2 separate regions of the Mus musculus genome follow, and region 2 is linked to region 1. Evidence: chromatin loops called from intact Hi-C (ENCODE). Cell type or tissue: heart. All regions are shown on one strand.

Evidence for each region. Peaks named below come from ENCODE experiments on the same cell type or tissue, not always from the same donor. Only the 100,000 strongest peaks of a DNase experiment are listed, where the experiment ranks them.
Region 2: it touches region 1 in a loop (3-fold over the local background); 4 of 42 quality-filtered maps call a loop at or near these places.

What each region holds. Positions count from the first base shown.
Region 1 is chr2:122,190,949-122,198,948 of GRCm38, reverse strand. Terb2 (telomere repeat binding bouquet formation protein 2) reads right to left here. Exons shown (of 7, transcript NM_028914.1): 5 at 5,644-5,717; 6 at 475-563. Among named protein-coding and RNA genes, the nearest start is that of Terb2, 8.7 kb to the right of the region's middle. In heart, a CTCF peak has its summit at 4,100 (motif pointing left); no DNase peak of the experiment used is centred here.
Region 2 is chr2:122,463,570-122,471,569 of GRCm38, reverse strand. It overlaps the pseudogene Bambi-ps1. Among named protein-coding and RNA genes, the nearest start is that of Slc28a2b, 17 kb to the left of the region's middle. In heart, CTCF peaks have their summits at 3,438 and 3,637 (motif pointing right); a DNase peak (open chromatin) is centred at 3,729; H3K4me3 peaks cover 1,347 bases; H3K27ac peaks cover 1,038 bases.

The DNA of each region.
Region 1 (8,000 bases):
GTGACCCTCGGGGGCTCTGAGCAGAGTCCAAGCTCTAGCTAGGGAGGTCCCTTCCTCGAGGTCTCAGAGGAGAGGGGGGGCTTCCCGTTATGTGGCTGATGACTAGTCACAGAAAGGACCCAGCTGTCTCTGACTCCATGGAGAGCCTGATTCTAGGCATGTACGAGGCCCCAGGTTCAACCTCTGGTACTACAAACACTAAGCCAGAAGAACTCATGCGTGAATGTCAGAAATAAATGGCAACTGTCTCGCGCAAGCAGGAACAAGCCTCCCTCCTACCTAGAGACCCCTGAGTGGGCACAGAAACCACGAAGCCCAAGCTTGGTCCATTCTGCAGTGCACTGTCTGAGCAGATGAATGACACTTCTTCTATCACCGTGAACGAGAAGAGGCTCTGCTTAGTTAAGCTCTGTTCTACCCAGTCCCCTTGCTCGCTCCCTAGCTGAGGTTACTCTGCTCATTCCTTCACTTTACCTGTCACCATGTTGTTCACTGGATAACTATGGAGCGGGAAGCACATCTGCTTCTCTATAACCGGAGTCCTTGTGAGATGATGCTCTGCACTATGAAAAGGAAGCATTCAGAAAGTCACATTGATATTTGATTTTTAAATTTATAGTACAAATGAGAACCAATGCCAGATGGTGTATTCAATAGTTTAATACTTCTTTAATCAGGTCTTATTCTTACATCGTAAAAAAAATGTTAATCGTGAGCTTTCTTTTGTGAAACTAAGAAAGTCTAGGGCACATACAGCTATTACTGGTTTTCTTTTTCTTTTTAAGATTTATTTGTTTATTATATGTGAGTACATTGTTGCTGTCTTCAGACACACCAGAAGAGGGCGTCAAATCTCATTACAGGTGGTTGTGAGCTACCATGTGGTTGCTGGGGTTTGAACTCAGGACCTTCAGAAGAGCAGTCAGCACTCTTAACCGTTGAGCCATCTTTCTAGCCCCTATTTCTGGTTTTCTTAGCTACTTCACAAGTTAAACAATTATTGAATATACAGAGGCCTGGGTCACCTCAAAAATCCCCAAAGCACAATAATAATCTATAATAGGGCTAGGAATACGTTTGAGTGGTAGGGCTTTTGCCTAGCATTCATGAGTCTGAGTTTAATCCCAACATTGTAAAAAATGTAAAATAATTTATTATATACATACATAACGAATACATATATGTATACACACATACCATCTTACATATGCCAAAGAAAAGCACAATCGACTCTATAAATGGTCACAGGACTTACGCTCTTCAATACTCAATACTCAAATTATTGAGACTATTAACTAGCACAATACTCCATACGTCAGCATAACAAATTAAAAAAAACAAAAAAACAAACCAAGGTGGGGGATACCATGAAGTACAATGAAATTTTGAAGTAACTCCTGACTTAAAGAAATAAGGTTTGTGATTGCAAGCTTGAACAACCACTCTGGAAATCAGTCTGGCGGTTCCTCAGAAAATTGGACATAGTACTACTGGAAGATCCAGCAATACCTCTTCTGGGCATATATCCAGAAGATGCCCCAACCGGTAAGAAGGACACATGCTCCACTATGTTCATAGCAGCCTTATTTATAATAGCCAGAAGCTGGAAAGAACCCAGATGCCCCTCAACAGAGGAATGGATACAGAAAATGTGGTACATCTACACAATGGAGTACTACTCAGCTATTAAAAAGAATGAATTTATGAAATTCCTAGGCAAATGGATGGACCTGGAGGGTATCATCCTGAGTGAGGTAACCCAATCACAAAGGAACTCTCACAATATGTACTCACTGATAAGTGGATATTAGCCCAGAAACTTAGGATACCCAAAATATAAGATACAATTTGCTAAACACATTAAACTCAAGAGAACAAAGACCAAAGTGTGGACACTTTGCCCCTTCTTAGAATAGGAAACGAAACACCCATGGAAGGAGTTACAGAGACAAAATTTGGAAGTGTGACGAAAGGATGGACCATCTAGTGATTGCCATATCCAGAGATCCATCCCATGATTAGCTTCCAAACGCTGGCACCATTGCATACACTAGCAAGATTTTGCTGAAAGGACCCAGATATAGCTGTCTCTTGTGAGACTATGCCAGGGCCTAGCAAACACAGAAGTGGATGCTCACAGTCAGCTATTGAATGGACCACAGGGCCCCCAATGGAGGAACTAGAGAAAGCACCCAAGGAACTATGGGAACTGCAACCCTATAGGTGGAACAACATTATGAACTAAGCAGTACCCGGGAGCTCGTGTCTCTAGCTGCATATGTATCAGAAGATGGCCTAGTCGGCCATCACTGCAAAGAGAGGCCCATTGGACTTGCAAACTTTATATGCCCCAGTACAGGGGAACGCCAGGGCCAAAAAGGGGGAGTGGGTGGGTAGGGGGGTGGGGGTGAGTGGGTATGGGGGACTTTTGGTATAGCATTGGAAATGTAAATGAGCTAAATACCTAATAAAAATGAAAAAAAAAAAAGAAATAAGGTTTGCCTTAGATCATGGGCCTGCCTGCATATTTAAGACCAAATAGCAGCTTAGAAGAAATCAGAGCACACCCCACCACCACCATCTGTCCTCTGAGGTAAAGAGCTGACAAGCTCTGCACCATGACACAAGCCAGGCTGCTCCCCTTTACCCTAACAAGTAAAACCGAAACTGGCTCCAAGCTATGGCTCCCCACACCTTCAAGCAAAGGATTTCTGATTCTTTCTCTGTCTCTCCTTCATTCTCTGTCACAGTTGGCGACAACATGAAGCTCCTCCCAGGTTTAAAGGAAATCATCTTGTCCTTTAAGGTCCTGCTATGTTGTCTCTGATAACAAGCTCTAACCGCCTCCATTGCTCTCCTACCTCAAGTCCCTCATGCTGCCTCTGGTGGGATGCTGTCCCTCATAATGCTTTCCCACTCAAGCTGACCACGCCCCATCATGGTTGTAAGACTCTCCTTCCTAAGAAAGCTCACTGATGCAGGGCGATTTCCAGTTTACTCCTTTTCTGAATTTATAGCTTTGGTTTCTAACAGTCAGTCCTAACACTGAGGTACAACATTAAATAAGGTTTTCAATCTTATGGGAAATTATTGATAGAACATTAAATGCAAAGCTGAAAGACTTCAAGATGACCTCAGCTCTACAAACTCTGTGTCTTATTGTAAGACAGGAGAGACACAGGCTAGTGAGTAGAATTGTTTCTAATTTAAATATCCTTTATTCTTTTTTATATTTCTTATTTTTGTGAATTAAATGATTTACATTTTTTTTTAATTTTTGGCATTTTTGAAATAGGGTCTCATAAAACCCAGGTTGGCCTCAAACTAGCTTTATAACTGAGGATGACCTTGGCCTTTTAATCCTGCCTTCACCGCCAGGCTGCTATGATCACAGGCATGCACTGTATGCCTGGTTTACGTAGTGCTAGGGATAAGACCCAAATCCCACGCACACTCGATAGTCACTCTAACAACTGAGCTACATCCTCAGCCTGTTACACTTATATTAAGACAATTTAAAAACATAAAATTTTAAAGTATATGTGACTTTAAAATTTGAGGACCTTCTGGGAAGAGGAAAATAGCACAGTGGTTGAGAGTTTGGACTTCAGATCTAGATATGGCTTCAAATTCAGCTTTGGACTTCAGATCTAGATATGGCTTCAAATTCAGCTGTTCTTTCTGAATAAAACTGAATGAATTATTTAGCTCTCGAGATTTATATTCTCAATTGTAAAATGAACGGGGCTCATTGCATATACAAGCTGTGAGAATCAAATGAAATATTGTGAACCAGCAGGCACAGTGGCACATGTCTTTAATCCCAGCACTTGGGAGACAGAGGCAGGTGGACCTCTGTGAGTTTGAGGCCAACCTGGTCTCTAAAGGAAGTCCAGGACAGTCAGGGCTCTGTTACATAGAAAAACCCTGTCTCAAAAAAAACAAAAGAAAACAGGAAAAGAAATATTGTGAACTGCTTGTCTCACAAATGCCTTGTGCTTTGCAAATGTTCAATAATAATGTGTTTACTGTCAGTAAGTAGTGCTTCATGCAGATATTTCAGGATGTATTCTATTTATGTTCATATTGCACCATCTGGTGGTTCCATAAAGAAAAGGCTCTACAGAAGTAGTGGAGGTCTGCAGCAGAACAGGGTAGGGCATCGGAACACATGAACTCACAGTGGCTATCACCACATGCATAGGACTATCACAAAATCAAGCCAGCCAAAATCCAAGATGAGCAGGGAGGGGCTCATGAAGGTCCAGCCCTAGCTGAGAAGCTGTTGTCATAGATACCTGCATAAGAGGGAGGATTTGCTCAGGGATGCAGCCCCTGAAATGCTGCCAGTGCTCCAGTAGATGGTCCTATACCCATGTGCACTAAACAGACACAGCAGGATTTTAAAAGGAGGGAGAAGCACCAGATGCAGTGGTGCACTGTAATCCCAGTGTGAGCAGGCAGAGGCAGGGGGAGACTGTCAGTCTGAAGCCACCCTGGTCTACACAGTAAGTTCCAGGACAGCCAAGACTTTACAGAGAGAGAATACATGAAATTGGGAGGGGGATTAAGGGAAGGGAAGTCAGGTAGATATGATTTAAAAAATACTTAATATGTACTATGAATTTCTTAATTAAAAAAAAGAAAATTGAAAAGTAAAAAGCAGAATCTTAGGGTATATTTACATAATTAAACTTTGGGTTTTGTTTGTTTATTTGTTTGTTTGTTAAAAAAAAAACTCTCTCTAGTTGCATATGTAGTAGAGGATGGCCTAGTCGGCCATCAATGGGAGGAGAGGCCCTTGGTCTTGTGAAGATTATATGCCCCAGTACAGTGGAATGCCAGGGCCAGGAAGCAGGAGTGGGTGGGTTGGGGAGCAGAGTAGGGGGAGGGTATAGGGGACTTTCGGAGAGGAAACTAGGAAAAGGGAAAGCATTTGAAATGTAAATGAAGAAAATATCTAGTTAAAAAAAAAAACAAAAAACAAACAAACAAAAAAACCTCAACAGCATCTTCCTCTGTAGCCTAAGTAGCCTAGGCTAGCTTGGTGCTCATTTAAATCCCTCTAATGCCAAGATTTCAGCTAAAATGTACCTTGCTTGGCATGTTGTCATGTATGTGTGTTTGCGGTTTTCTCTGTGTGTAAACATGTGTGAGCATGTGTGTGGAGGCCAGAAGCTGTATGGCATTCCGTGACTCATCAATATTTCATCATCACCTTCTTTTTAATGATTATTTTTATTTTATGTGCATGAGTACTTTCCCTGTATGCATATATGCACACCACATGTGTGCCTGGAACTCTCGGAGGTCAGAAGAGGGTGCCGGATCCCCTGAAACTGGAATAACTGATGATTGAGCCACCATGTGGGTTCGGGAACCAAACCCAGGGCCTCTGAAAGAGCAACAAGATCTCCTAACCAGCGAGCCATCACTCAAGACTCACTTCTTCTCTTTTTTGTAAAAATTTCTATAACTTTGAACAAATTAATCCTTTTAATCTTAGATCTCTTTGTCTATACATAAGAACAGTGATGATGATCATGTTAATCTCAGAGGAACTGTGAAAGTAAGATAAACACACAGTCAAACTCAACGTTTCTATATTCACTTTGAACAGCCATGACACATAGTAACCAATACCTTTTGGACAGTTCTTGTTTGTGTTCTGGTGTTGGTCTAATGTTCTCCTTATCACTTGATGCCATTCTGTCATGCTGTAAATTGCAAAAGAAATCACAGCTTAAAATTTAGCAACTAACCGGGCAGTGGTGGCACACGCCTTTAATCCCAGCACTTGGAAGGCAGAGGCAGGTAGATTTCTCAGTTTGAGGCCAGCCTGGTCTACAGAGTGAGTTCCAGGACAGCCAGGGCTACACAGGAAAACCTGTCTCAAAAAAAACAGACAAACAAAACAAAAAAGCAGGGAATGTTATAATAATACTTTCATTTACCTGTCTGCCTGTGTGTCTGTGTAAATCATGTCACATGTGTGCAAGAAATGCCTCAGAGGCCAGAAATGCTCATTTGAATCCCCCAAGCTCGAGTTGCAAGCAGTTGTGAGGCACCTGATATAGGTTCTGGGAGTTCAGTAGTAAACTGAACTCTGGACCTCTCAAAGAGCAGGAAGTGGTCACCTCTAAGCTATCCCTCTGATCTCATACTAACTTTTTAATAGAAAAGACATTAGAAGCCGGGTGTGGTGGCGCACGCCTTTAGTCCCAGCACTCAGGAGGCAGAGGCAGGCAGATTTCTGAGTTCGAGGCCAGTCTGGTCTACAAAGTGAGTTCCAGGACAGCCAGGGCTATACAGAGAAACCCTGTATCGAAAAAAAAAAAAAAAAAAAGAAGAAGAAAAGACATTAGATTAGGTTGAGGCTAAGAAAATTTGGTTCCATGGTACTAATATCTAGTTACATGAACTAAGTTTTTTTTTTTTTTTTTTTTTTGGTTTTTTGAGACAGGGTTTCTCTGTATAGCCCTGGCTGTCCTGGAACTCACTTTGTAGACCAGGCTGGCCTCGAACTCAGAAATCCGCCTGCCTCTGCCTCCCGAGTGCTGGGACTAAAGGCGTGCGCCACCACGCCCGGCCCTAAGTTTTTTTTTTAATCTTATGTTCATGTCAGCATTTTTATTTACAAAATTAAATGACCTTTAGGCTCCTTTAAGTACAACAGTACTAGTATACTGAATAATTTGACAAATAATTTTTAAAAAATCCATCATCACTTATGTAGAAACACTGACAGATAAGAGAATAGATATTTTCATAACTTATCATCTTCATGCCAAAGATCCTGAAGAGACTATTCTTTTAAATGATGACACTCTGGGAAATAAAAACAGATTAGTGGGCCAGTGAGACAGCTCAGCAATTAAGAGTGCTTGCTGCCAATCCTGATAAGCTGAGTCGAGTTCAGGAGCCCACAGGGGGAAGGAGAAGACCAACTTCCCCAGGTTGTCTTCTGATGGCCACATGTGTACTGTGGCCTGTGCAAACATACGCACATGCAAAGAAGTTTTGTTTTCTTTTTCTTTTTTCGAGACAGGGTTTCTCTGTTCCCCTGGCTGTCTTGGAACTCACTTTGTAGACCAGGCTGGCCTCGAACTCAGAAATCCACTCACCTCTGCCTCCCAAGTGCTGGGATTAAAGGCATGCACCACCACGCCCAGCAAGTTTTAATTAATGAAGGTAAGATGGAATATATAAATTAATTGCCTGGCTGTGGGAATATAGATTTCTCTCTATGTTTCAGTCTAGAAAAATTAACATACTGAGAAGTTTAAAAATAAAATAGTACAAAAATACTATATACGTTACACTCAGCATTTGCTACCTTGAGTGTGTTCTTTTCAGTTTTGTGAGACCATTTAAAAATATAACACTTCTCTTCCTTAAGGTCTTGTATGAATTTTCTCAAATATATATTCTTTTATCTTTATAATACTACTAGCATACTTAAGAAAATGTAACAAATCATTATTATCTCATATCAATTTCCCCAGTTATGTAGATCAGGGTGGACTTGAACTTTCAGTCCACCCTGTTTGTCTCTGCCTCCCAGGTGCTGGAATTAAAGGCCTTTGCTACCATGCTTGGCAAAATACTTCATATATATTCAAGGCTGTCCTTGAACTCACAGAGATCGGCCTGCTTTGGCCTCCCAAGTGCTGGACAGTGCATGTGCCACCATGCCTGGACTGATCAAGATTTATAAGTCACATCTGGTTGCTGTGTCTCCATTTAGAACCATCCTCTTGCCCTTGTGGTAAGTCACTTCCTGGATTCACGCGATTAAGTCATGATTGGATCTTGATTAGCATACTTAAATAAGAATGTAACATAGGTAATATTGGGTACTTATTATCTCACAACAGACGAAGCACACTGCGTGGTCATTCCAGTATCAGCGATAGGCTTTCTTGGACATCTAATCCTCCTGCCCCTACCTCCCAAATGCTAGGATTGCAAGCATATGCTGCCATGTCTGGTTTCTATGC
Region 2 (8,000 bases), 270 kb before region 1:
TGGGCTCCAAGAAATTTCACTGATGTAAAAAATCCTTGCATTTTTTTCCATGTTCTTTCCCATCATCTGGTAGACATTTACTTTATCAAGAAGTCCAAAGTGAGGTCTACTCCCTGCTCTCTTGGTCCAATAGTTCTAATATCTTCAATAAAATGGACCACTGTGAGCACTGTGGAAAATACTAGTGATCAAGATTATTGCAAACTAAGGACATTAGTAGCCTAGAGATTTAGTGAACCCTGTCTTAGGGTTTCTATTCCTGCACAAACAAGTTGACCAGGAAGCAAATTGGGGAAGAAAGGATTTATTCAGTTTATACTTCCACACTGCTGTTCATCACCAAAGAAAGGCAGGACTGGAACTCAAGCAGGTCAGGACTCAGGAGCTGATGCAGAAGCCATGAGGGATGTTACTGGCTTGCTTTTCCTGGCTTGCTCAGCCTGCTCTCTTATAGAACCAAGACTACCAGCCCAGAAATGGTACCACCCACAAGGCCTCCCACCTTGATCAATAATTGAGAAAATGCCCCACAGCTGGATCTCGTGGAGGCACTTCCCCAACTGAAGCTCCTTTCTCCATGATAACTCCAGCCTGTGTCAAGTTGACGCTCAAAACCAGCCACTACAAACCCTTGAAGTAAAAAAGTACCAAGAAAAAAAAAAGCACTTGCTAGGTCAATGTTTTCATACCCAGTGCCAGGATTATGCTTTTCTACTGAGAAAAAGAAGCCACATCTGGTACAGCAGTGGCAATTAAAGGCCATGCTTAATTAAGTTTGTGGTAAACAGCGGTCTTCCTCTATGTTGTCTGTGTCTTTTGCACAGGCCTGTAGGAGATGTGATGGGAACCATTACCTTGCATCTTCTGAGTCCTCAAATGGTGGCACAAACTTTCTTCTCCCTGATCAGTTGAGATGGGAAGTTGGGTCAGATGCATATGACTATGAATCATAAAATTAACTTTGGGGCTATGAACCAAGGACTGCCCATTGGACTTAGATTACACAAACCTTCTCCCCATCAAACTGGAAAACATAGTAACCACTACTTGGAAATAAAACTCACTAAAGGGCTGGGCGTGGTGGCGCACGCCTTTAATCCCAGCACTCGGGAGGCAGAGGCAGGCGGATTTCTGAGTTCGAGGCCAGCCTGGTCTACAAAGTGAGTTCCAGGACAGCCAGGGCTACACAGAGAAACCCTGTCTCAAAAAACCAAAAAAAAAAAAAAAAAAAAAAAAAGCCTCACTAAAAGATGTGTATGTGTCTGGTTCCCACAAAAGCCACCGGTGTCAGATCCCTCTGGAACTGGAATTATAAATGGTTGTGAGCAGTGATGTGGGATCTGGGAACAGAACTTAGGTCATTTGGAAGACAGGCAGTACTCTTGACCACTGAACAGTCTTCCCAGCGCCCTTCTTCCTGCTTCCTTATATCTGGGATGCCACTAGAAGGGGATGTCAACATTAAAAATGTGTCTTCCCTCTTCAAATAATCCAGACAAGAAAATTCCTCACAGGTGTGCCTAGCTTCTTGCCTTTAAAAAAAAATGTTGATTCCATATCCAATCAAGTTGACACCCAATATTAACCGTTAGAAACCTGCCCCTTGTCAAATTGATACCCACTCACCTGTCTTTATGTCATGCTTAATTCCCAAATGAGAACAATAGCAAAGTCATAATTCTGCCTAGCATGATATAACTGTCTCACATAAAACCATAAGCACATTATTTCTTTTCTTCCATAATATGTGGCAAAGTTGCTTAGGGAACATTTAGTGTCTTGGTGTCACATACCCTGAATATGATACAATACATTTACAACACTTAATGTCTGATATACTAAATGTAAAACAGGGGTCTAGAGAGATGGCTCAGTGACTAAGAGTACTTTCTGCTCTTGAAGATCAGAATCCAGTCCTTAGCATCCACATCAATGTGCTTACACTCACCTGTAACCCCAGCTCCAGTGGATCTGAAATCCTCCCCCTCACCACACATGGGCATACTCACACAGACATACCCACATAGGGAGTGGAAACTTTTGGGGTTTTGTAAAGTCAGTTATGTCCAAGGATGTTTTTCTGAAGTAGACACAGGTGAAAGGATGTTTTGCTAAGGCAGACACATGAATGTTTTTGCTAAGGCAGACACAGGTGAAAGGATGTTTTGCTAAAGCAAATACATGAAAAGACAAGTGATAAAAGATTTTTCACTAAGGACACACTTGTATTCGTTTGCCTTACGTTGTGTCGCTGAGTTCCATTTGTGGTAATGCATAGGAAAAAACTTGCCAAAGAACTTCTCATGAGGTTCTGGAGGCTTCTTGCCACTTCTGAGGACTTGGACTGATTGGTAGAGTGATGTCAGCTGATACAGACTCACTTAGGGTTTTACTAAGACAGACTCGTGTGGTGAAGCACGACCCATGGGAAGACACTTGATATTTTGAGAGAGTATATATAGGATTCAATAGACAGTGATGGTGGGCTCGCATAGCTAGCTTTGCAACACTTCTTGGTCTTGGGTCTTTGTCTTTGCTGATCTTCACTTTGTTGAGTGCTAAGAACTTTTCCTGTTGTCCCTGCCGGTCCTAATTGCTTCTCCTGACTCGTGCCTATTCAGTGGAGTCCTGTTTATAGTAGGCTGTGTCACTGCTGCCGATTTGCGTTTACTAACCCAGCACCACTGAACTAGACTACCAGTATATTTGTAAAGGATTTTGCAAGTGGATCAAGCTGCCACTTCTGATTCCTGCAAACTAAACTGCTGATTTCCTGACAAAGCACATTAGATTTGCTCCAAAGAACGATTTCTAAACAGGTACACTTCCCCTATATACTAATAACATTTCTTCTCTACTACCTAAGATGGAGGTGGGCTACAGAGGAGGTTAAAACATTTAAAAACCATTATTAAATTAGGCTTTTAAATTTTTAAGCCAACATATAAATATAAATTTTAAAATAAAGACATTTCTTTACGTGATAAATACAGGTGGGCGGGAAAATGTTTCAGTGGAAAAGGCATTTGCCAGCATACAGATGACCTGAGTTCAAACAGTAGGAAGCACATGGAAGTCTTTCAGGTTGTTCTCTGTCCTTAAAATGTGCTCTGTGCTGCATGTACACACACACACACACACACACACAGAGAGAGAGAGAGAGAGAGAGAGAGAGAGAGAGAGAGAGAGAGAGAGAGAGAGAGAGAGAGAGAGAGAGAGAGAGAGAGAGAGAGAGAAGAGGAGTTCAATGTGATAAAATCTAAACATAAAAAATGTTGAGGGGGGACTTTTGAGATTGCATTGAAAATGTAAACGAGGAAAATACCTAATTAAAAAAAATGTTGAGGATACTGGTCGCAAGGCAGCTGGCTCAGGTTGGATGAGCCCTAGGGAGCCAGCAGAGAGCCAGCAGCCCCTTCTTGGCTATGTGCACCCTACTTCTCATCGGCCACGCGCGCGGGCAGACCCCAAGCCCATTGGTCCGTCGTGGTGGTGGTGGTGGTGGTGGGGTTTCAGGTGGGACAAAAGCGAAGCCACGTGCTGGAGGCCGCTGACCAGAGACTGAGCAGTGAGGGTCACACAACTCTGGGCTGGGCTCTGCGGCGCATCTGCGGCTGCTCGCGCAGGCGTCCGCTAGGGGGAGTCGACAGTGCCCAACCCAGGTAGGAGCCAGCGGGAGCGGGTCAGCGGGTCGGTCTCAGCCCGCGTCTGGCCCCGCCCCCTGCTGCTGGGCCCCAGGGCTAGAGGCGTCGGCCAATCGGAGAGTGGAGGTGGGGCATAGAGCCGGGCCCTGGCGCTATTTACCCCTCTCGGCTCCAATTCCCCTCTCCTGTTCCTGTCTTTTGCACTGGCTGGCAGAGCAAGAGGACGACGGCCGGGGAGCGCGCGCGAGGGACCCGGAATGGGTCCTCGGTAGTCTTAGTTCCGCTCAATGCTCAGGCCCTCGCCCCGACAATGACAGCGCCCGGGCTCAAGTGCGGCGCGCCCGGAGGTCATAGTGAAGCCGCGCCTGGCTCCAGGATCGAAGGGAGCGCGAGACATCAATGGACATCACTCCAGATCCTTCTTCATCTGGCTGCAGCTGGAGCTCTGCACCAAGGCTGTGCTGCTCACCACAGGAGAGATCAGATGCTACTATGATGATGCTCGCTGTGTGGCAACAGGTTATATGTGTAAGTCTGAGCTTAGTGCTTGCTTCTCCAGACATCTCGATCCTCAGGACACCAATTCCCCACTCATCCACAGCTGTCTGGACTTACATGCAAGCACAGCACAGACATCTGCGAAGACAAGCAGGCCCTAAACCACTCTGGCCCTGCCATGCCCACTTTGGAATGCTGTCACGAAAACATGTGCAATTCCCGAGGACTGCATGAAGTCCTCTCTCCTCCCAAGAGCGAAGCCTCAGGACAAGGAAACCAGTATCAGCATGACAGCAGCAGAAAACTCATCACTAGGATGCAGGAGCTGACTTCCTTCAAAGAACTGTGGTTTGGCGCAGCTGTGATCGCTGGCGGACTGATCTTGTGCTGCTGCCTTACTGTTTTGTTGGCCTTGCGAGTGCTTCAAAGTAAGAACAAGAGACTGCAGGATCGGTGGCAGCAGATGCTGTCCTGTTTGCACTACAGCTTTCACCGCGGTGGCTTTCCTAGATCTGAGATACAAAGCTTAAATTTGAAGAGATCACCAGTGTAATCAACTAGAGAAAGTACCCAAGGAGGAACAACAATATGAAATAACCAGTACCCCCCAGAACTGTGTCTCTAGTTGCATATGTAGCAGAGGATGGCCTAGTTGGCTATCAATGAGAGGAGAGGCCCTTGGTCCTGCGAAGATCATATGCCCCAGTACAGGGGAATGCCAGGGCCAAGAAGCATTAGTGGATGGGTTGGGGAGCAGGAGGGGGGGATGGTAGAGGGGACTTTCGGGATAGCATTTGAAATGTAAATGAAGAAAATATCTAATAAAAAAAGAAATGAAAATTGGCAATTGGATGTGTTTCATTTTATAGAGTTTGGTAAACTGTAATATGTTTATCATACTATAGACACATATTCAGTATTTTAATGAGCAACTGCTTTGTGTTCTGAAAAGACTGATTCTGCCATTATAATTTATTAACATCTATAGCAATTATGGAGATATCTATACAAATCATGACTGACAATGCGATAGCATATGTCTCTGGAAAAATGGAACAACTTTTGCATATTATAATATAAAGCTAACTATGGGTGTACCTCAGTTTTTTACAGGACAAGCAGTTATAGAGAGATCCAATTGTACTTTAAAAGAGATTCTTAACAAACAGAAATGGGTAACAAAGATTCCCAGAGTACATACAGATAGATTACACAGTGCATTATTGACTTTAAATGTCTTGATGCTAATGAACAAAAAACAACAGCTGCTAAGAAACATTGTACTATGGAAAAGCCTGCTGAGCTTAATCGGCCTGTATATACTAAGAATGTCATTATATCTGAATACAGGGAAGGAAATTATTAGCTAGGGGAAAGGCTTTATATATGTTTCTACAGAAAAAAAAAAACCTGTGGATTTGATCCAAATTGATAAAAATCTGATATGACAGGGAGAGACTCCTGAAGATCTTGACTATAGACAGGAAGAAAGAAATTAACAAGATCAACAAGGCAGATAATATGTACCTTGTTGCTTCTACATCTCTGAGACTGGCTGAGACTTAAAAATCTATATTTAGCTATAGTGGTTTGAATGTGCTTGGCCCAGGGAGTGTCACTATTTGGAGGTGTGGCCCTGTTGGAGAAGGTGTGGCCTTTTTGGAGAAAGTGTGTCACTGTGGGCATAGGATTTAAAACCCTCCTCCTAGCTGACTAGAAGCCAGTCTTCTCCTAGCAACCTTCAGATGAAGAAGTAGAACTCTCAGCTCCTCCTGTGCCATGCCTGCCTGGATGCTGCCATGCTCCCTCCTTGATGATAATGGACTGAACCTCTGAACTTGTAAGCCAGCCACAATTAAATATTGTGTTTATAAGAGTTGCTTTGCTCATGATGTCTGTTCACAGCAGTAAAAACCCTAAGACAATAGCTAATAAATATTATTGGCTACAAAGTCCTCCTAACATATTATTACATGCCATCCTTTCACATGGTTTGGATGGAGATTTATATTATAGTTCACTTATACAATCCAAACTAACTTAAGGAAGTCAGATGTCTTTTACTTGCTCAAACAAAGAACAAAGAATCACCTTTAACTGGTCTGTGCACACTAGACATTCAATACATATGTTAATGGAAAAACATATATTACTTGTGAGAGTTGATGTGTTTTCAGAGCAAAAGAACCAATTTTTTCTGGGGCCCCAAAAAGGAAAAACTATATCCAAAATCAATAGGAAGCAGTCTTAAAAGAATGACAGCCCATTTCACAAAAGGTGGGGTAGATGGTTTTATGTTCATTCAATGGGTTATGGATGGTTATTGTTATTTACGGGGGTTGGCTGCAAGTTATCCAATGGTCTTGATTAAGGAGAAAACAAGGTATAGAAAATTAGACTCAGGGACTTCTCTGTTTCCTTTTCTTTTCTCTATCACTTCTTTCTTATGGAGGGAAAAAAGGGTTGAAGAGAAAGAAAGGAAGAGATAGGAATAATATAGAAATAATAGGGGAAAGAGGTAGATTATTGAATCTACTCTTTTTTTTGTTTTGTTTTGTTTTGTTTTGTTTTTTGGTTTGGTTTTTTTGTGTGTGTGTTTTGGTTTTTTTTTTTTTTTTTTTTTTTTTTTTTTTTTTTTTTTTTTTTTTTTTTTTTTTGGTTTTTTTGAGACAGGGTTTCTCTGTGTAGCCCTGGCTGTCCTGGAACTCACTTTGTAGACCAAGCTGGCTTCGAACTCAGAAATCTGCCTGCCTCTGCCTCTGCCTCCCGAGTGCTGGGATTAAAGGCGTGTGCCACCATGTCCAGCTGAAGCATTTTTTAATGAGCATAGAGACCTGAGATTTTGGCTGAAATCCTATTTCTTCTTGTCAGGAGCTGCTGTTCCCTCAAGAGAGGTAAACATGTCTACGGAGCTGAGTACTTCATAAACACAAGGCAAAGATTAGCTTTCCATGGCAACATGACTCAGATTTGAATTCCTCATTGAATGAAGGATATTTCCTTCATTTTGTCCATTTTTTGTCCATGTTTGTCCATGGTGGACAGCATTTTGTCAGTGGTTGAATCAAGGAACAATTTTGCCTCCTGGCAGCCTGCCCGATTTGAAGCAAACATAAGGAGTCTCTGATGTTCATCATCTTCTCTGAGGTAGAAGTGGAGGTGATGTATGGAGGTGACATGTCTCATACCCAAAAATCCTTAAAATAATAAAACATCCTTTAATGACATCTTCCGTAGGTCTCTGAGGGTTTTGAACACCACCTATTCATCCATAGACTATCTGACATGAATAGGCAAACTTAACTTGTTTTAACTTGTTTTACATTTTGCTGTATTTTGTTTTGTTTCGTTCTCCAAACACGTGGGGAAAATTCTTACAGTCATGGCTAATCTGGCAATGACTGCCACAGAGGCCAACCTTGAGATAGAGACAAAAATTTACTCTTAAAAAAAAATTGGGCTGGTGAGATGGCTCAGTGGGTAAGAGCACCCGACTGCTCTTCCGAAGGTCAGGAGTTCAAATCCCAGCAACCACATGGTGGCTCACAACCATCCATAACGAGATCTGACTCCCTCTTCTGGAGTGTCTGAGGACAGCTACAGTGTACTTACATATAATAAAACAAAAAACAAAAAACTTATTGCCGGGCGTGGTGGCGCACGCCTTTAATCCCAGCACTCGGGAGGCAGAGGCAGGTGGATTTCTGAGTTCGAGGCCAGCCTGGTCTACAAAGTGAGTTCCAGGATAGCCAGGGCTATACAGAGAAACCCTGTCTCGAAAAACCAAAAAAAAAAAAAAAAAATGTAACGAGCACTGATACACACTGAGCCATGTTGCTAGCCCCTACCCTATTACTT